Linked DNA regions of Mus musculus: region 2 is linked to region 1. A link is a loop called in an ENCODE intact Hi-C map of the cell type or tissue named here. Cell type or tissue: heart. All regions are shown on one strand. Links, peaks and the distances in the headings refer to the core of each region. The heading gives the core; the rest is flanking DNA.

What was found. Hi-C counts contacts between places; a loop is a spot of excess contacts. Peaks named below come from ENCODE experiments on the same cell type or tissue, not always from the same donor. Only the 100,000 strongest peaks of a DNase experiment are listed, where the experiment ranks them.
Region 2: a loop joins it to region 1, with 5 times the contacts of the local background. A loop is called at or near these places in 5 of 42 quality-filtered maps.

Annotation. Positions count from the first base shown.
Region 1 is chr11:118,417,211-118,427,676 of GRCm38, forward strand. Gm35598 (a long non-coding RNA gene) reads right to left here. Exons shown (of 3, transcript XR_880340.2): 2 at 5,483-5,603; 3 at 4,951-5,181. It overlaps Cant1 (calcium activated nucleotidase 1), which reads right to left and starts at 1,908. Exons shown (of 5, transcript NM_001025617.2): 1 at 1,720-1,908; 2 at 364-444. In heart, for the core only: a CTCF peak has its summit at 6,239 (motif pointing right); DNase peaks (open chromatin) are centred at 6,261 and 6,591; H3K4me3 peaks cover 711 bases; H3K27ac peaks cover 1,025 bases.
Region 2 is chr11:118,484,270-118,494,735 of GRCm38, forward strand. Rbfox3 (RNA binding protein, fox-1 homolog (C. elegans) 3) reads right to left here. Exons shown (of 15, transcript NM_001039167.1): 14 at 9,881-9,959; 15 at 5,491-8,369. The coding sequence ends at 8,325. It overlaps Engase (endo-beta-N-acetylglucosaminidase), which reads left to right. Exons shown (of 14, transcript NM_172573.3): 8 at 149-252; 9 at 571-679; 10 at 855-1,045; 11 at 1,488-1,636; 12 at 2,179-2,284; 13 at 2,553-2,667; 14 at 2,822-4,940. The coding sequence ends at 3,238. Among named protein-coding and RNA genes, the nearest start is that of Engase, 13 kb to the left of the region's middle. In heart, for the core only: a CTCF peak has its summit at 6,774 (motif pointing left); a DNase peak (open chromatin) is centred at 6,722; H3K4me3 peaks cover 453 bases; H3K27ac peaks cover 323 bases; H3K27me3 peaks cover 1,603 bases.

The DNA.
Region 1 (10,466 bases), core at 5,066-7,565:
GGCTCTCAGCTCACGCTCACCTGCACTTTACTGCTCACAATTGCTCACTCTCAATGCACGGGAGCTGCCTTGAGTTTCTATTTCATTGCATGTGGACTTCTCTAGGATCAGGGTTATTATTAATTTTTCCTAGACAATCTGTCTTGTGTTGATGAAAAGAAAAGCCAATATAAAGTCTTTAAAGTCAGTATACAAGGTTTTAATTCCTTCAGTGTTGGCATTTAAGACAAGCTTTCCAGAAATTCTCAACACTCACTGGCTTCTAATAGGTATTTTCATGCCTCTTGACAGAGAGGGGAAGGAGTGTGGACTGCCATCCACTGTCCTCAAAGGACAGATACTAACACGCACTGGAACACCTACCTGTATGGCCACGGCGAAGACAGCCACACTGCGAAGGATGTTCCAAGGCTCAGGTGACAGGGTCGCACGTATCTGTGGGAGCTTCATGGGCACACATGCCACAGTCAGGTGGGTGGCAACGGGACACCTGCCTCTTCCACTCTCTAGACCTCTCCTCCTGTCCCCGCTGCTCAGCAGGCAGAGGATGTCATGCATTCCTGGACACACTGGTGCATATTACGTGGTAAAGGGGACTGAGGGACAATATGGTCACAGTACATGGTCCATTCAGTTGCAAGAAGCATTTACTTTTTTATAACAGGTCAAATGGAACAAAGAAAGCAAGAAAGCACACAGAATTCTGTCTCTAGCCAAGCAAAGACGCTCTGGGCTCTATGTGACAGAGATCCCTTGTCTTATCCAGAAGGAAGTAGGCTGTGCTCACGGGTTCCAGCAAGACTGCTAGGCCGAGGTCTAGGGAGCAGCTCAAAGGAGGGCCTGTAGCCCAGTCCAGAAGGATGGTCCTCAGACAAGCCCCAGAGGGGCAGGGAGAAGGAGTTCCCAAGGCAGGGTCTGCAGTACATGCAGGACAGTCTTGGGAGCTTGTAAGATCTAGTCAGTCAGGCCCCACTGACACCGTGAGACCAGGTTCCCAGGTCTAAGCTTTGTCCAGTATATAGACCTGAGATGGAACTGGGAAATGAAGCTGGTTACTGAGGCACTCCCGAGTGACTGCAGAAAGGTGCTTGGGTTTACTGGAGGCGTATGAATGTCACAGGTGCTAGGGGCAGGAAGCTCTGTAAGGATGGACCAGGTGATGCCCGACTTCGAGGCTGGGAGAGTCTAGCCGAGATTAGGGTTGTATGTGCAGAAAGGGACTAGGGGGTGTGCAGAAGAAGCAGGGGGTGTCGGTAGTCGGGTAGTAAAAAAGGATAGTGCACTATGCTGCCTAGGGGGAAGGTCCAATCTTAGATGACAGCAAGAAGAGCCAGGACAGGAGCAAGGAAGTGGGCGGTTACAGGTGAGGATGGGGTGCGTAGGTGGGTCTGTTAGAGAGGTGATCAAGTGCCAAACTGGAGAGCCCGTGCCCAGGCCAGGCAGGGAGGGAGGGAAGGTACTGTCGCTAGGGGCATTTGAAGCATGCTAGTCAGAAGAGGAAGAAGTTTCGCACTACTTCAGCACGGCACCCTCATCAGAAAGGGGAGGTCTCCCACACAAGCCAGAGGGGGAAAGACGTCTGTCTGTCCGGCACCCGTCACAGCCTAGCTGCGGGGGGGAGTTTGAGGTGCCTGGGGCCGGGCCGGACGGATGCGGGTGGCAACAGGCCCCAGAACACAGCGAGGGAGGGCACCCGGCCGCGGGCGCACCGTCACTCACCCACTGAGGGCCTGGCTCCGGAGCCTGCGGGCTGCCGCCTACCTGCGTAGGGCCGGACAGGGCAGGCGGCCACTTCCGCCCCGCCGCGCGCTCCCGGCAGTCTCTGTTCTGCGCCTGCGCCTCACTCTGGCCGCGCGCTCCCGGCAGCCTCTGCTCTAAGTGTCTTCCTGCGCCGCACTCTCGGTTGCCTACAGCCACGTCTTCCCGGCAGCCTTTGCTCTATGTGTCTTCCTCTACTCGCCCACCCAGTCTCTGCTCTGCGCCTGCGCACTGAGCGCCGGGCTGCTGGGAATCGTAGTTTTTCGCTTGAGCTTGTAATTGAGGCGCGGAAATCCAGCAAAGGAGTTGTCTGTCGTTCCCCAGTTAAGCTTCAGGGTTCTTTGCCTGGTCCCCCCGACCTTCGTCTCAGGAAGTTTAGAAGTTAGGACTCCTCTCTGCCGCCCTAGTCCTCAGACCCTCTTCTGAGCAGTTCCAGCTGGTCATAGCCAATGCTGACCAGATTCCACAGCAGGACCAGAGGATGGTGGTGTGTTCCCGCCGCCGACTGTAGTCAATAGCCCTTACAAACGGAGGACCCCGGTTCATCTTTTCCCAGCCTGCCTTGCCCTGAGCTCTGTGCTGTGTGATACCGGCTCAGTCCTAGACAGTGGTGGCATGTAAGGACTTTAAGAGGCCCTCATCAACCATGGAGAGAGTCAGCCCTGCCTCCTGACTTCAGCCTCATCCCTGAGTCTCCCAAAAGCCTTCTGGGAAGTAACCGATGCACAGTTGGGACGAATTCAAAATATGTAACCCAACACGGTGAAAAACAACCCTTTCTTCCACCCCTTTTTGTCCTCTGGGACATACACTAACTAACGTTAGAATATATACTAAATTACATGTGAAAAATAGAAATGTGCTGGGTTCCCTCTTCTGTGCTTGGGTTGGCAGGCCATCTTTCTTGAATTCTCTGATGTTCGTGTCAGACCAAACCAAGTCCCAATCAGCCACCTTCTATTTGTTACAGCTTCTCCACTCGGAATAGCAGATTGCTCGTAGGATTTTTAAAGCACTCTAGGTATTCCTTCCAATTCCCAGCTCCTCTCCTTACACCTGCAACGGGAGGCATGGTCCCGAATACTGTGCTCATCTTTCTCAAGCCTTCCTTTGCAGACAACACATAGCTGTGCAACTCTAAATAATACATTGCTCAGTTCTGCCCAGCTTAACCTTTATGAGAGATGGCAGAGTCGGTGTTCCAGGGGCGCGCGCGCGCGCGCGCGCACACACACACACACACATACACACACACACAGAGAGAGAGAGAGAGAGAGAGAGAGAGAGAGAGAGAGAGAGAGAGAGAGAGAACACGCATCTGTGTGGGTTTATATATTCACAGGTGCACTTGCGTTCCCCTAGAGGCCAGAGGACAACCTCGGTTTCTGGATGGCCTGGAACTGGCTGAGTAGGCTAGCCTGGCTGGCCACTGAGCCCCAGTGAGTCCCAGGAAGCTCTAGTACCCCTTGCACCAGGATTGCAACACCACACCCATCATTTTCGTAACATGATTTCTGGGCAGTGGATTCACCTCTGTGCTTGCAAGTCTATCACTTTGCCAGCTGAGTTTTCTTCTCAGCCCTGTCATATCTTTTAGACGGTGTGCAATTCTTTTGTAGCTATGGTAATATCTCTTTAAGAAGAAATCCATCCCTTCCGTATTGCTATTGTGCAATACTAACCTTATCCGAATGATGTTTCCATAGGCACACAGGTCTGTTTAGGAGATGTTGGGTTGCATTGATACTTTTGTTACCAGCTTCAACACTTCTTTCTCATCATCTCGTTGCAAGCTTCAGAAGTTGAATGACACAGTCCTGCAACTACCCAGCAACTGACCTTTAGGGACCTTGAATAGAATTACTCCTGTAGAGTCAGGAGACCAATGAGGTTTTTTACCATATACAGTCTTCTACCCAAGACCATAGGGAAGCTATTTAATTCCACCCTAAAACATTCTTTTGGAATACCTAAAATCTCACATTTCAACAATACTTCAGGGAATATCCTTGTGTTATTAAAGCACAACTATAAAATGTACCTAGGATAAATTCCTAGAAGAAAACCTACTGGCCCAAAGTACGTGTTCATGCAGGAGTGAGTACATGTCCTCCAGAGCAGCAGTCTGCAGTGGCTCCATGGCTAAGAAAAGCCAGAAGATCTGCATTCTTCTTTGCATTATGGGAGACGCTGTCATAGCTGCCACAGGATCGGAAAAGTACCTGAACTTCCTCACCCTCCATGGAGTAGCCTACACTCTAGTAACAAAATGCAGGCAGCGAGAGAATAGCACATCATATTCACAAAATCTCTGTTTAAGAAATGAGAACCTTCAAAATCCAGAGAATCCCGGGAAACACGTGGCTCAAGCTGTCTTCAAACTAGCTATACATCTGAGGATGACCCCAGAACTGATACTCCAACCTTCCGAGTGTCTGGGATTACAGGTGTGCACCATCACACCTGGTCTGTGTGGTGAATGGCTGGAGGATGGCGCCCAGGGCTTTGGCATGCTCAGCACACATTCTACCAGTTGAACTCCAGCTCTAGCCTGGGAACATTATTTTAATGCTTGGATTTGATGAAGAAGGAACTGCATATATAAACATGATTGGACAAAAGGAATGTGACCTAATGGGATTAGGATGAGTGGGAGGATCTAGTGGGAGGACCTAGTGGGAGGATCTAGTGGGAGGATTTAGTGGGGGACCTAGTGGGAGGATTTAGTGGGGGACCTAGTGGGAGGACCTAATGGGAGGATCTGATGGGAGGACCCACTGGGAGGACTTAGTGGCGGGGGGGGGGTAGGGGGCTGGTGAGAGGATCTAGTGGGAGGAACTGGCAGGAATGTTTGCTTGGTGTCTCCTTGGCCCTTTGCAGCAACATTGGCCAGGTGGGGAACAAGACTCCTTCTGGCTTGAAGTTCATGTGGGATATCACCAAACAAGATGGGTCAGAAGACTTTTCAAAAATATGTAAACTTCCTCTTTTAAGAAAGACTTCTGGGGGCTGGAGAGATGGCTCAGTGGTTAAGAGCACTGACTGTTCTTCCAGAGATCCTGAGTTCAATTCCTAGCAACCACATGGTGGCTCACAACCATCTGTAATGGGATCTAGTGCCTCCTTCTGGTGTGTTTGAAGATAGTTACAGTGTACTCATGTAAATAAAATAAATATATATATATTTTTAAAGAACAACTTCTTCCTTTGGTTTTGTGTCTGATTGTTTTGCCCTTATGCATATTCACCGTGTGCTTGACTGGTGCATGGAGGTCGAAGCGGGAGTAGGATCCCATGGAACTCGAACTACGGATGGCTGTGAGTCTCCATGTGGGCACTGGGAATCCAACCTGGGTCCTCTGCAGGTTTAGCAAGTGCTCGTAACTCCTGGGCTATCTCTTCAGTCCTACAGAAAAAAAAAGCCTTAAAAAAAAAAAGAATGTTTTATGCATTGCTTGACAATGTCATACATGTCTACAATGTATCTTGATCATATTCACTTCCAGCTCCCCCCTCCTCTTAGTGCTACCTGCTGGGAAGTCGACTGACCTTCCCAGATTGATCCTGTGGGTAACCATAACTGTCGTGCCCTATCGAGAAGACAGCAGCTTACAGCGGCACTCCTCCCATTCTCCACCTCCTCTTCCACAATTCCCTGAGCTTTGTGTGGAGTGCGGTTGAAACAGATCGCCCATCTAAGGCTGAGTACCTAACAGCCACTCACTCTCTGTACTTTGTAGGTCGGAGAACTTCTTCGATAGCCAGCTTCTGCACAGAGAGGTGGGAAAGCTTCTATGTTGTTTCTGGATTTCGTGGCAGGATTTCTGGGACAGGGGTTCTACTTTCTATGGGGAAAGAGGAGTAGAGACAGGAGAGCTGAAGAAGGTTGAGAGAGGTTTTGCTTCTAAGGGTCTCTCCGTCGCTCCTCATTCAGCCCGGAGGACTTCACACCATTCCTTGAGGTATCATGGTCTGTGCCCCAGCATCTCTGCCACATTCAGAACACCTTGGACTAGAGGTAGTGAGGACATGAAGAAAGGACAGACACAGACACACATACAGAAAAGCTCGTGTGCTGTGTGCACTCAGATGGAATGGAATCAATAACTACATCAAGCCAGGACCTCAAGTATGTTTGTTAGCTACAGCACAGGGACACGTTACCTAGTCTCTGTGGGAGGAGTCTGTAGGCCAGCCGTCTCTGCAGAAGGAAGCAGCGGCTGCTAGTTTCTGTATGCACTTGTCAAACACTTGCACTTGGACGTCAGGATGGGTCTGGGCCTTGGGGTCCCTGACAGCCATGCCCATGTCAACAGTACACCTCCACTCAGGCCTCCACTCAATCAGGGCTTCCTCTGCCCCTTACACACAGCCTTTCAGCACACTTTGTTCCTGTTGCTCTGTATAATGGTCGGTTGTCACTCTGGCCATCCCTTCTTTCAATCTCTCACAGCTCCTCCTAGTTAAGCGCTTAGGACTGTGCCTTCCACCAGGGGGCGATGTCACTTTATTTATCAGGTTAAGATAATTACATCAGGGTCGTTTCAAGCCTCTGTGTGAACTGACATGTTTTACCAAAACGGAGGGAGCTAGTAGAGACAGAGAAACTGAGGCACGGGGAGGTTAAATGGCTGAATGAACATCAAGAGGCGCGTGAACGGCCACGGCCCGAGTGTGCTGACCTTGCAGAGGGACAGTCCTTACTTACATTTCTTTCCTTCCAGCTGTGAGGTCCTGTACCAGCCCTTAAGCTGCCAATCCTGAGCTCCACCTGCCTAGGCCTCCCAGAAAACAGGCAGCGCCCGACAGGAGCCATGAGCTCGGGCCCGTGGCCAGGACTAGTCTGGATGCCAGGTTTCCTTTCCCGTTTCAGCAACTTCTGTGGATCTCTGAGCGGTTCCCCCATCCCCCTCTTGGCAGTGGAGCACCACCCATGGAAGCCTGCCTGCAGAATGGAATTCAAAAGTTTGCAAAGCCAGCCTTTGCCTGTGGGATAGCCGGGCAGACGAGCCCAGAATAGCCGGCTTGGCAGAATGTTAGGGCCCCAGTGGGAGAAGACATGGGGCTGCTAATGACATGCTGTGCTCACTGGGGACCCAGTGTCTCTCTACAGCAGCCCAGGTCTCACAGCCCTTTCCCCAAACCAGAGAACAGCAGCAGGAATGATGTCACCAGGGAGAAGGAAAGAATTGCCCAGCCGGGACTGGGGAGACGCCTCAGCAGGGTGCAAGAGCACCTGCTGGACAAGCTTGGGGATGGAGATCTCAAAGGTAATCGGGTGAGGAGTGACCAACACGCACACACGCGCACACACACACATGCACACACATGCACACACACACACACACACACACACACACACTCACACACACAGACCAAAAAACATCAAACAGATACACCACATACACACATATATACACAAAAGCAAATAAATATAGCACTACAATATGTCGGGGCAGAGCATGCCCCTGTGGTAGGCTGCAGGGAGGGATGCTCCACCGTCTCTCGTGCTCTTCTCCCAGGAGCTGCCCTGGTCTGAGGAGAGAGAGCCGGTTGGGAATATGGAGGAAGCCTTTGTTGCTTGGCCCAGACACCCTTGTGTAGGTGCAGTAGCTAGGGAATTTGGGGCAGACATAGCTTACTTTGGAACTTGACAGGGAGACCCTGGAGCGGCGCTTGGTCTTGACATCTGTCCCATGTTCTCAGGATGATGACCTCTGACCCAGGCTGTGCTGATCTAGGCTCTGCTGACCCAGGCTCCACTGACCCGGGCTCTGAGTCATCTTGGGCTTCATTTGTTATGTTTTGCTTCGCCATGACCCTTGCCTGAGCCCCAGAGGGACAGCTTGAGCTAAGTGGGAAACATTCAGGTTCTGGCCGCTTGGGGTGCTTGTGGCAGTGATGGAAGGAGACCGGGAGATCTGCAAAGCATTCTCCGCCTTGCTGAATTTCCTGTCTTTCTTACAGTTTCAAAGCAGAAATGAAATTGACGACAAAGGGTTTTAGGGCCTGACAGCTGTCCAGCTCAGTGACACATAAATTCTCTTACTCCTTAGCCTTTTCGACCTGGCCCTTGTGAGTCTCTTTGGCTGTTTGCCTGCTAGATCGGGTTGTGGTTGGTGAGGGATGACACCTCTCAGACACACTCCATTCCTAATCCCATCCTGTAGAATTCTCCATGCCTCCGAGCCTTCTGACTCAGGCACCATGGGTCGTGCCCAAGGCTCCCTTTGCTGTGTTTAGTATCAAGCTGCTCCTCTCCCAGTCTCTACCTCAAAGAAAATAAACATGTCCCAATTAAGTCTCTTGGGAGATGTGGGGGCTCGGCCTAAGAGTCTGGAAGCAGGAAGGTTATACTAGTACTTATTGATATCGTAACATGTCCTATGTACCTAAACCCTTTTATTAACCATGTGAGAAGCTTCGAGTCATGGTTGCTTATCCAAAATTCCCCAAACACACCAGGGATGGTGGTGCACATATCTAACCCCAGCAATTGGGAGGATGGGTCAGAAGGATTGGTATTAGCTGAGAGCCAGCCTGGGTTACTGGGTTACTGAGGCTCTGCCACAGAGGAAAAATCAGAAAGAAGAATGGGGAGATGGCACACACACACACACACACACACACACACACACACGGTAATTCTGTTTGTTTGATTACTTATTGAGACAGTGTCTAACTGTGTATCTCTGGCTGGTCTTGAATTTGCTAAATAAACCAGGTTGGCCTCAAACTCACAGGGTTCCATCTATCTCTGCCTCTTAAGGGCTGGAATTGAATGCATGTACCAGCATACCTGGTTAATACATGCAACTGCAAAAGGAAACCAGAAACTAAAAACAGAAGCGAGCTAACCAAACCCCACCCCAAATCTCCCAAATACAAAACAACCTGAAGTCTTGGTCTCCCCGAGTTTGACATAAACTTAATAGTACAATGTGACTTGAACTGTCCTGAAACCACATGACCTTCATGTATTGCCCTGAAGAATGGTCAGGGCTGCTCCAGGTCCCCTGCATTAGCCGCTTTCTGGGAAATCTCCATCTCACTCTGGTTCATCTGGCCCAGTTGATTCCAGATTAGAGACACCGAGTCCAGCTTGGCTTTGTCCATGAGGCACCAATCCTGTGAGTTTGGAAACCAGTTGGGTGGATGCAGAACTTCCTGTTGGAATGAGCCAGCTGCGGAGTTGACCATCATCTGGTGAATCTCTAAACCTTTCTTCTGCTTTTGACCCCCAGGTTGGCATCTCAGAATTACATTAGAGAGTGCTGCTTTCCCAACCTCCATCCTAAATCCATCTTGGGTGTGTGTGTCCCTCTCCTGAGTCACATGCCCAACTGTATGAATCCTGCTGTACTGCTCTGAGCCAGGTTTTCACTAAGCTGAGTCTTCTGGGTGGGACCATGATAAAAAGCAATGCTGCATTCTCTCCTCACAAGATTTCCAAGACTCTTTGTTGACCCTGCAGCAGCCCTGGACAGGGGGTGTGGGGTTAAGGGTCCCTCTTGCTTCTGCTGCCTGCTCTCCCTGGCATCTCTACTGTGAAAGATGTTGGGGACAGAGAGACAAGGGACAGGCTGGGTCCATGTGCTGGGTGGGAAGCGGCATGTCACTTACAGGAATGAGGGGAATCTTGTCTTTGCCTTTTCCTATATAGATAACCAAGGATGCAATTTGCTCAGTCTTAGATATTTGCCAAGCAACAGGAACTCTCCTCAGGGCTGCTAGGTTGGGGCTGGCCACATCTCTGGTGGAACACATCTATGTATTCTTGAAGGCGTCCTTAAGTGCTCCGCCGGGTACCAGAGGGCCAGCAATGTCTTTCCTTCTCATGAGTTGGCACTTGGATTTGGAATTTCTGGAGAAGCCTGTGGGAATTCACAGACTTCTGCCTGACGTCAAATCCTCCCTCTTCTCCTTCCATCCTGGGCCATTCTGGGATTTGACGTCTGCCTTTCTATGCCCAGCCTTGGGAGGAGATGATGGGGGCACTGGCTTGCACCCCTTCTCTTCCCCTTTCGATTCTGTTGGCCCTTCTTTATGCTGGCACAGCAAAGAGTAGAAAAGTGCAGCCTGTTTGTTTTGCCTGGGCTATCCCAAACCAGCATCTCCTGCCTAGAGAGAGGAGGGAGGAAAGGAGGGGTGGGAGGGGGAGGAAGGGTGGGGAGGGGAGGCAGAGAGGGGAAGGAAAGAGGGAGGGAGAAAAAGAGGAGAGAGGAAGGGGTAAAGGGAGAAAAATGGAGAGAGGGAGAGAAGGGGAAGGGAGAAGGGGGGGAGATGGGGGGAGAGAAAGAGGGAGGAGGGAGAAAGGGGGAGAGGGAGGAGAAAAGAAAGGGGAGAGGAAGAGGGGGAGAAGGGGGGAGAGAGGGGGAGAGGGAGGGGGAGGGAGAAGGCGCTCTCAGAGTCTGATGTCACCAGGGTAGTTTCATATCTCAGTTCAGATCCTCTCTCTTTTAGAGTTGTAATAAGATCCCAGAGCAAGCTTTCTGACTCAGTGTTTGGGGATGGAGGCTAGGAGGGACTGATCTGTAGAAGCCTGGGACATGATCCCCACAGGAGGAGACTCACGAGGGCATGTGTGTAAGATTAAGGAATGTCCAGAGCAGAGTGCTGGCCCAGCACCACACTCCAGGGCTTCACTGGAGGACCTGGACCCTCCAGATGCTGCCTGCCCACCTTTGCCTCATAGGGTTCTCTAGACT
Region 2 (10,466 bases), core at 5,353-7,852, 67 kb after region 1:
AGCCCAAGACCCTCTGCCTGGAGCTGTGAAGGAGAACTTCTCCTCGCTGGCCCTGCCCGGGAGAGCCTTGCCTGTGGGCTGGCATCCAGGAAGCCCATCTGGACTCTGGTCCCAATGTTCAGCACCTCCCTGGTTTCTGTCTCCCCAGTCCCTGGAGCTGATCCGCAAACATGGCTTCTCGGCGGCGCTGTTTGCTCCTGGGTGGGTGTATGAGTGTCTGGAGAAGAGCGACTTCTTTCAGAACCAGGACAAGTGAGTCCCCAAGGGCTTTGGCTTGGGCTGGCAGGAGAGAGGCTGTCTCTGCTCTCCAGTGGGGTGGTGACTGGGGACAAGGGGGATCAAATGAGAACAAAGTGGCCACCCTCGGAGCTCCCTGGGATGATTCTGGAGACCAGGCAGGGAGGAGGGAACAGAAGGTGAGAGCAGCTTCCTGCAGATGGCCCCTGACCTGTCCCTAGCTGAGTGCCACGGGCTGCCTGGATGGCCTCTCTCAGAGATTCCCCCAGTTCCACACCCGGCTGCAGGGGTATGGGCTGGTCCTTCATCCCGACTCCCTCTTGCCCCCTTTAGGTTCTGGAGCCTGCTGGAGCGCTTCCTTCCCACACACAGTATCTGCTCCCTGCCCTTCGTCACCTCTTTCTGCCTGGGCCTGGGTACTCGAAGAGTCTGCTACGGCAAGGTATGCAGGTCATGGTCTCTGTGTCTGGTGTCTGCCTAGGATGGGTGAGAGGGGCTGAAGGGTGTGTGTGGGAGAGCCATGTATGGCTGTCCCTACCCCCTCCATGCACTCTTGCTGTCTGCCTCTGCAGAGGCCACTGCCCCTGTCCCATTTGCCACTTTCCCTCTTTCTTCAGGAGCAAGCAGTGGGGCCCTGGTACCACCCTAGCGCCCAGGAGACACAGCCCCTCTTTGGTGAACATAAGCTGGCTGGTGACAGTCGGGGCTGGGTGAAGACGCACTGCTGCCTGACTGATGCCTGGCACGGGGGCAGCTCTCTGCTGCTCCGGGGCCTGATCCCGCCTGAGGTTGACAGTGTAGCTGTGAGGTGGGTGAGTGACAGACGAGTGTGTGGGTCTCTGTCTTCTGCCCTCTGCGTCTGCAGCTAATTAGGCAGAGAGGGTAGGGTCCGCAGGAGCTGAGTGAGGACAGGCGTTAGATCTCAGATGGCTTCTTTTACGTTGTGGCAAAACACACTGCACAGTGCCCCTGTAGCTTTCTGAAGTGTTACCCAGCTGTGACAGCTGAGTGTAGTGCCAGGCAGGAGTCTGAGGCCGCCCACTGAGTAGTACTTCCTGGCATACGGCTGCCTTAGATGGTGCCCGGGAAGAAATTAGAACCAGGACCTTCCAGTCTACAGCAGTCTAGCCATAGAAACGGCCAAGCCCCAGCAGGGCCAAGTATGCGGTTTTCATCACCCCACTCGGAGCCAGGCAGGGAAGGGCTCAGCGAGGACCTCTTCCACCTCTCATCAAGTTCCCCTCCCCCAGGCTGTTCTCTCTGCACATCCCAGTGCCACCCAAGGTTTTCCTGTCCATGGTGTACAAGTTTGAAGGCTCAACAGATGTCCAGGTGGCTTTGGAGCTCACAACAGGGGATGCCAGCAGCTGTCATGTGGGTGGCATGTTGGTGTTAAATGGTGAGAGGCTGGGCGACTTCATGGAAGAGAGGTGGCTGGCTCTGGGTGGAGCTGCTGTGGGCAGGGCTGCTATGGGCAGGTCTGGGCAGGTCCCACCTTGGGTGCAATCTGTAGTTTGTGGTTATTACCTGCATATAGAGACTTGCTAAGCCTAAGCTGTCCTCTGTGACCCTGCTAAGCGGCGTGGTCTTCTGGGCAGGTTGGGTGCAGGTCTCCTCCTCTCTGGGACACTGAGGTGTTCACATTAAAAGGTTATGGAGATGGCAAGTTGGGAGAAGCCAAGATGAGTGAATCTAGCCAGTAAAATACATGCACCCCCACTAGTCCTCCAAAGCTTTTTCTCCGTGGTGCCCAAGAGTCTGTTCCACCAGGGATCTTACCTAGACACCCACCCCATCACTGCCCAGCCAAGAGTCTTACCTAGACACCCCGCCTCCCACTGCCCCATAGGTGTCTTACGTAGACATCCTTCCCTGCCACATCCTGCCCCTCTTGGGTTTTCCTGTGGGATTCTCCTTTCTGAAGCCCATGTCTTCCAGCAGAAACTGGCTCACGGCACAGCCCCAGACCCCTCCGGGTACCCCCCACCAGGCTGGCCAGATGGGCCAGCAGTTGTGGCCAGCAGCTCAGTGGGGGCTGGATTCAACGGTGAGTCCCTCTCCTGGCAAGTCCCATAAGGCATTGAGCACATATCGGGGAACTTAGAGTCTGCACTGAGAAATCCTAGAAGAGAGAGCAGGGGAGGCCTGGGTTTGACCCTCCAGGGTTTGGTAAGAGTGAGACAAGGACACTCCTTGCAGGCACCTGCTGTAATCCTGGGCCCTGTGACCTGGGGTACCCCTGGGATGCTTCCCCTTCATGCTGTGGCTAGGGCCCTCGCCCAGCCAGCTTGTGAGCAGCCTGGGTGCTCTTTCAGCTGCTATGAGGTAAACCTTCGTGGGTGCCTGCTCCAGGACCTCTTGGTGAGCTTCTCACGGCCGCCAGGCAGCCGGGAGGAGGAGAGCTTCATTTGTCGCCTTGGAGAGATCCAGGTATGTATGTGGGAGAAAGGATGGATGGGAGGGTGTCTGGGCCCCTAGGGAGGACTGGGTGGAAGAGGGATAGATGGAGCACTGAGGAGTAGGTGTGAGGGGATGTCCTTTATCCCTGGGCACCCAGCCAGGTGAACCTTCTCTCTCTTACCAGGTGGTTGATGCCAGCAGCCTTCTGGCCCCTCTGCCCCGGGTGCAGAATGTCACCATTTCTCAGATACGATGGCTTCCTCTGATCACCGGGTCTGAGGGCCTCCCTACCCGGCTCCTCCTCAGCTGCACCCTGCACTGGTCCTACCTGCTGCTCCGAGCCCGCTGCTTCCGCATTCACTGCTGGAAACGGACAGGAAGCAGCAGCTCTGTGGCAGAGTCCCCAGAGACAGAGAAGCCCACGTTCCTGGGCCTGGCTTTCGCCAACCAGTACCGTGTGGTGGACTTGGCTGTGGAGGCTGCTGGATTTGGGCAGGATGGTCGTGTGGAGTTCCTGGTGGAGCCTGTCCCCAGGGAGGGTTTCCTGGTGCCCCAGGCTGAGTGGGGAAAGGCGGTCCTGCTCTTCTCGGTCCCTCAGTGAGCCCGCTCCAGAGCACAGCGTCTCCTCGCCCACCTCAAGACTCGAGGTTTCCTCTTGGCCAGCCGCCCAAGGCTGCGTGGACTGCCGAGGACAGCCGGATCCCCAGGAGATGAGGTCTCCAGGTTCTGGCTGTGACTCAGGAAGCTGTGCCCCACGGGTGCTAGGCGAGTTCCCCTTCCACAGTGCTCTCCGTGGGATGTGGTTCTCAAGGAAGGAGGAGAAAGTTTGAGGTTTCTTCCGGAAAATTCCATAAAGGCTGTTTCTCCGAGGCTGAAAAGGTGCTTCTTTTGAGAATGGCGGCCATTTATCCTGTAGCTTTGACAATCAGAGGCAAACGGCACGGGTGGCAGGCAGTAAGGATCCCTGAAGACTGAGAGGATAGTCAGGGGAGGAGTGGGAGTCAGGGTTGCTCACGGAGTAGCTGGAGTGGTGCTCCCCAGGACCAGGAGCACCATCAGGTGGCTCCTGGCACCACACCCCCACCTGTATAAGGTGGGCCAGTCACATGTCACACTTCAGACTAACTGTATGGATGGTGGCTCTGGCAGCTGAATGTCCCAGAGAAGCCCAAATTCCTCACCTGTGTGATATGAGGGTGCTAACCACCATCTCATGTCCCTCAAGAGGCAGGTGAGCCCCGCCTGCTTCCAGGTACAGTGGCATCCTTAGCTGTACCGAAGCCCTGTTGACACTAGGCTGCGTGGGAACTTCCTGCTGTGTGACTGCAACCTGGGTGATGACCCCACCACTTTCCCCCCGCCTCTCCCAGTGCTTCGTGCTCAGGGCACAGTGGAACTCTCATCCTTTCTGTGTTCCAAATGTGACCCTCTTTGACACAGCTCTGTGGTCTGACCTGTGGCCCTCATGCTGTAGTATGGGGAGAGGCCGCAAGATGGCAGAGCAGCCTGTTGCCATCTTCCATGGTGTAGGGACTGAATGGATGGGGTTTCCTCAGATTCCTGAGTGTGGGGCAAGGAGAGAGGCTCCTGCCTGCATGGGCTGAGCGCTGCCCTGTCACCCCCATCTTCCTTAATTTCCTGGGCACCCTGTTCCTCTTGAGTGAAGTATAAGGGTGAGGACCTAGAACCTGAGATTGGGAAATTCTGCACTGTTCCATGTGGTTCTACCAGCTCTCACATAGACAGGGTGCAGGGCAGGGCCTCTGGTAAAGCCCAGGCTACTACTGTACTCTGGCATGGCTCTGCCAACCTTGTACGGGATTGGGGTAGGGAGAGTACCTGGAGCTGTGCTGGCCTCCCTCTGGTTTGTCGTCCAGAATCTGCCCCGGGAGCCTTGGCTCACCCATGCCCAGCCAGGGTTCTGTGTGACTGGAGTGGAATCTGTGGGGAGCAGAGTGGCTGGCTGGCTCTGGGCAGGGCAGCAATTTCTGAATGCCCTGCTTCCCCGTGGTACAGAGTATGCTTTTAAAAGTGCTGGTTCCTTCAAATATTTTATGCAGAGAAGGAGAGAAAATTTATAGTGGCAATTATTCCCTCACAGTCTGGTGAGCAAGCAATTAGAAGGAAGGGGGCTTAGCGGAGCCACGGCGTGAGGTAGAGCAGCGCAACCTCACTTCCCAGGAGCACGGCCCCCAGTCCCGGCAACGCTGGCTCCTGCGCAGGAAAATTAATCTGCCGGCATTTAAGCCTAGGCCCCTCTGGTGGATATAATCGCTCAGAAATAAATTATCCAATGTGAAAAATGAGATGTTGAGTCTTGTGTGATCCAGCTCTGAAGCCTTGGGGTTGGACTCTGCGTCTGGACCCCGTGCAGACCTCAGCCCTTTCCTCCCAGTTCCTCTCCCTCCCTCCCTCTTTCCTGATTCCATCAGAAGGAGTGTCCTTGTCTGTCTCACTGTCCCGGGACGCAAGAAGCTGGTGTTGCAGTGGTCACCTTGAAATGAGTGTAGGGTCACACAGCTCAAGGCATCCACACCACAGTGGCCTCCCTCCCTGAACACCATGGCTATGGAATGTCCAGCATGCCTCTGCTTCTTTAGGTGTGACTTGTCGCAGAAGCCACAGGGACATTCTGTTCCACTAGCCTGTCTTAGGCTGGGGTGCACCAGGCCAACTTGAATAAGGGGCTCAGAATTCCCTCATTTATTTGCCCTATTTATTTGGTGTACAGTCTCCCCATTACCTCCTGAGAGGAAAAAAACCTGCCTATCTAAGGGCTGGGCCCTGAATCCCATTCCTTGGGTGCCCCATCACCCCTCTGTGTCGGGAGCCGCTAAATCGGAAAGAGCTTTCCTGGTTTGAAGAAAGAAATCTTTATTAATCTTAATAATAATACTGTTAATTTGAATGGTCACACCGTGGAAGCATACAGAATGGTAAGAAAGGAAGCCTGGGGCTCGGCTGCAGTCCTGGGAGGGGCTGCGGGAAAAGGGTCCGAAACAGCAGAAGGCAAGGGGCTCCGTACAGAGGACAGAGCCAGAGGCAGGCGCGGGGCTATGTACATCAGGAATAGAAAAGGAGGGTTCCGTTTCCATAGCTTCTGTGGCTGATGCTGGATAGAAAGTGAGGTGATTTATTTTGAGGTGTCATGAGACAGTGGTGCCGCGTCGGGAGCCTTGGTTTCTGTTAATTTTTTTTTTTTTTTCTTTTTTGCTGTTAACCCTACTCCACCTATCCCTGCCTTGCCCAGGGGCTTCTTGATACCTCTTCCCTGTTCCATCCACTGGGCCTGCTGCTTTCCCGTGACTCCCACACTTTACCTGCCCAGGGAGCAAACGGGCTGCAGCCCAGCCGGCCTTCCCCGTGGCAGGGCCAGCCCAGACCTTCCCCATCCCTTGCCTTTCCCATGGGTCCTGTTCTGACTGCGGCCCTCCAGACCCACAGCACCTTGACTCCCAACATCTAGGTGCAGCCCAGGGCTGGCCCGTCTCAATCCCCACTCCCCAGCAGAACGGAGCCTACAGAAGGGAGTGGAAAGGAGGGCTGGGTCCTAGAAGACAGCTGAGGCTGGCCTTCAAGCCCACGGAGCCTCCTTCAGGGAGGCTGCCACGACAAACAACCCTGTGCCCGAGGGCCCACCTGTCCACGTTCACAGCGTGAGGACTGGGTCCTCGCTGGCTGGGCTTTCTTTGTTCTTTGTAGCCGGAAGCTTTCTCACATAGGGGAGCGGAGCATGGGGTGCCCCAGAGTTCTGGAGCCGTGTCAGCCCTTTGCATTGGGAGTTGGAACCCAGGGCGGCTGGTTGGATAGCTGACGGCACTGGCAGCAACATTCAATGAGGCCAGGCTGCAGACCTGGGATGAGTGATAAGCCGCTGGCCCCTAACTGCTCCAGCCCCTTCAGGGCTCAGCAGGCAATAGCCCAAGTCAGCTGGCCGCTCCTTCTCAGGGGCCTGGTCCACCCTAGGAACCCCCTGTCTGGGGAGCAGGGTGGGAAAGGAAGACTGGATAGATACCGGAGCCCCCCGCCCCACACCCACTGGCCACGTTCCCCCTCCAGGTCTTCCCCAGTGTCTGGCCGCGTCCCCACTACACCGCCAGCCAGGCAAAGCCACTCTCCGGCGCCCCCTGGGGGACGAGCTCCCTCGATGCGGGTGTACGCCAGACGTGGACTTGGACTTGGTTGGATGCCTCTTGGTTTGGTTGGTATTTGTTGTTGTTGCTGTTGTTGCTTGGATCTTAACATCTTTTTTTGTTTTGTTTTTTGTTTTGTGATTTTTTTTGTTTTTTTGTTTTTGCCCTTCATGGTCCGAGAAGGAGACGGTGGAAGGTTTCACTACAACAGAAACAGAAATGAGGGCTTGCGGTTTCCGAGCGTCGGCTGCAGCATGCAGGGCCACCGTGCTTGTGGTCTGGGGTCCGACCTGAAGCCACACTTCCCCTAAACCTGCCCTGAGGCCACACACCCCCCCAATCCTACCCATACCCCCACCACAGCTTCTGGGACCACACCACAAGCTAGACCTAGAGTAGACCATCTCATAGCAATGGGCAGGGCTCAGAGTGGGTAGCGGGCATGGTGTATGGTGGAGGAGATGGGGTTTGATGGGACTTACAGCTTTGGTCACTTTGTGGCCCTGAACCCCCAGAGTGGAGGGATTAACATCTGCTAGTTCTCTAGGCTTTCAGCCTGACTTCAGGGACTCTAGGCAGTGGAGCTAGGTGGGTCCCCACAGGCCACAGAGGCACACACATGCTAACTGAGGCTTGGGTGGCTGCAGGGAGACCAGAGGAAGGAAGGTGATACTGTGTCCCAGGCCTGACTACTGGAACCCTGGCCTTTCCTGGTATGGACCGCTACAAAAGGGGATGGGTGGGGTGGCTCTGTAGGTCAAGAACAAATGGTCCCAGAGCCATCAGCTCCAGGAGCCTGAGGGTGGTCAGGCTCAGGGAGGGTCTCTAGGTCCACAGGCAATACAGGGTAACCTTGGGGCAGGGACATTTCCGTGTCTGTAAGGAATCCCAGAGCCAGGGTGGCCACGGCAGTATTGCACACAGAACAGTGTGCTGTGACTACTTGGACAGGAAGATGGTTAGTAAACTTTAATAGAAACGATAACTTCGGCTGAGTGGAAGTCCAGAGAGGGCATGCAGTTACTCTTGACAGTCTCTGTGAAAGGTGGGTGGAAGTCCCTCCCACTGGGAGGACCCCACTGACTAGGCCTGGAACTCCTCTGTCAGCCAGCAAACCCGGGATGGCCAGACCTGCCGGAGCTGACTGAGGTGGCTCTGAGGGAGGCTTGGCCTGGCACTTCTGGAGCCCTGAGGGGCCGTGGTGCCCTGAGGCATGGGCATGGCCCTGGCAGGGCACCTTGCCGTCCCCCTGGCCTGGCTCCCGCTGTATGCATACCGTACCTGGAGTGGCTCGTACAACAACGTCAAGATAGGAAACCAAGGTTCAGACATACAGGAAAACCAGGGTCAGAGACACACACACCAGCATGGGTGGGGTGGGGAGACCAGCTGGCTGGAGGTAAAAATCTATGGACTTTAGAGTCGCAGAGAGTCAGCTCGCTGGTCGCTGACTGGGAGGGGCGCACTGTCCTCCGGGCGGTTGTGCCTGGTGTTGGGACTGTAGGGTTTGGTTTGGAATAAGCTGTAGTGTGAATGCTGTGAGGGGGTCTCTTGCTAGTAGGGGGTGAAGCGGCTGTACCCTCCTCGGCAGAGGCTAGCCTGCAACATCAAAGATGAAAAACAGCCAATCAGTACCAGCTTTTGGCATCGGGAGGAAAAAATCAAAAAGAAAAAAAAATAAGGAAAAAAGAAAGAAAAAGAAAGAAAGAAAGAAAAAGAAATAGCTAAATCCCGATTTCTTTCCCCCAACGGTAGGTATTTCTTTGGGAAGAGTGGGCTTCAGGTTGTCATGGCAACCCAAGGGCCTAGTCCCTCTGTGGTGGTGGTCTGGGGGCTGGGAGGGATACTCCTTTCTTGCAGACTTTTATACTGTCTCTGTGCCACTTCTTGGGACTTCTGTTGAGCCCACCGTGCCCTCTGGTGGAGGGCATCTAAATGTGTGATCTCTTCACGCCTGCGGGGTAAGTCAGGACCATCCTGACAGGGTTCCTAGACCGAAGCTCTGGAGTCACTAAAGCCTGAGAGGCACAGCTGCTCGGCACAGCTCCTGCCCTGCATCTGAGCCTCCCAGGGCTTCCTAGGTTCGCTCTGTGTTCTGCCAGAGAGGTTTCTGTGGAGTCTCCCATCCACCCACAGCCCCAGGTTTTGCAGGAAATGGGGGAAAAATAGCAAATACAGGAGGGAAAAGTTGGAGAAAGCCCCCAAAGCATTAAAAATGAAATAAATGGGAAACAAGAGGGCCTGGGAGCCAGCGGCAGCGTTCAGCTAGCAGCTGTCTGGAGGCTGAGCTCTGCAGGCCATCTGGGTCTTCAGGGCCCGGTCCCTGGTCTCTTCCTGTATGGCTGTATCCTGTATCGCTAGAGACCCTATAGGCCTGCTCAGGACGACTGGGCCTTTTTAAAAATCAACAAAGACAAAAATTCCAAGGGAGGTAGAAAAAAAAAATCCATGCTGCCTCTCCATCCACCCTCTCTCTCTTTATGTCCCCCCTCCCCCAATGTTTTCATCTTTGATGCTGGATGCCAAGCTAAAAACACACAACATCCCTGGGAATGTAGGCGGCACAGGAAGTAGGTGTTCACTGGACACAGACTGGGGCACAGAGGGGCTGGGCTGTGTTTACGTCTGGGCACACACACATATACACACACACACACACACACAGACACACCAACCCACCAACTCCCCACCCTGCTGGGGGCCATATCCTCAGTGTCCCAGGGCAGGCTGGGAAGAGAGTTTGGTGAGAGAGAGAGTTCCTGTATTTTAGTCCCCTGCCAAGTGAGAATGGAACCTTGAGGGGTTAACCTCAGGCACTTCACCAGGAGGAATGGGTTACATCTGCCCAAACTGCCAGGCCCTGCCGGGAGGAAAGGCTATGACTGATTTCCTTTGCTTTCCTGATACTGGGAATGGAGGAGCCTTGACAGGACCGTGGTCATTATGCTTTGTAGAGGTGTGGTCATTGTGGAGGGTTGGTCCCTCCCTCTCAATAGTTCTTTCCAAGTCTCTAGAACTAGGCACTGGCTAGAGGTCTCAGCCTCTCCCTGCAGCCTCACCCCGCCCATTACAGGATGGATCTTCTCCTCATTCCTGGCAGCTCTTCTTACCATGGTTCCGATGCTGTAGGTTGCTGTGGGGCCGATGGTGTGATGGTAAGGATCAGCAGCGGCATAGACTCTACCATAACTAGGGAAGAGCGGGGAGGGGGTTCGGGAGAGGAGCCGCTGAGGCAGGAACCAGCTGACCAGCCTTCCCAGACCAGCCTCCTCCCCCATGAGATCCTCTCAGTTGCCTGACCTTCCTTCCTGTTTAGAAGGAAGACTTAGCAGACTACCCCTTCGTTAGGAGGGCAATGTGTTCTGCTTGGTGACACGGGGAGGGACTGGCGTTCTTAGCAAGTTTGTTTGACTCTGCCCCCAGCAAGACCTTGGGCTAAGAGCTGGGGAAAATGTTTGAAAGGAGAGAGAGATGGAGGTGGGGACCAGGAACATTATGACCCAAGAGTTGGCACTCTGTTCCAGGTGACCTTCTCTGCTCACTTAATCTGTGCTGTGACAAGTTCTTAGAGGACAGGCCTGGGTCGTGCATGCCTTGTACATTTTATGAGGTGGCGTAACAAACTGTAGGAGGGCATGGTTTGGAAGGTCCCACCAACTACTGGAGGGCTCTAACAGCTCCCAGGCTACCAGGGCA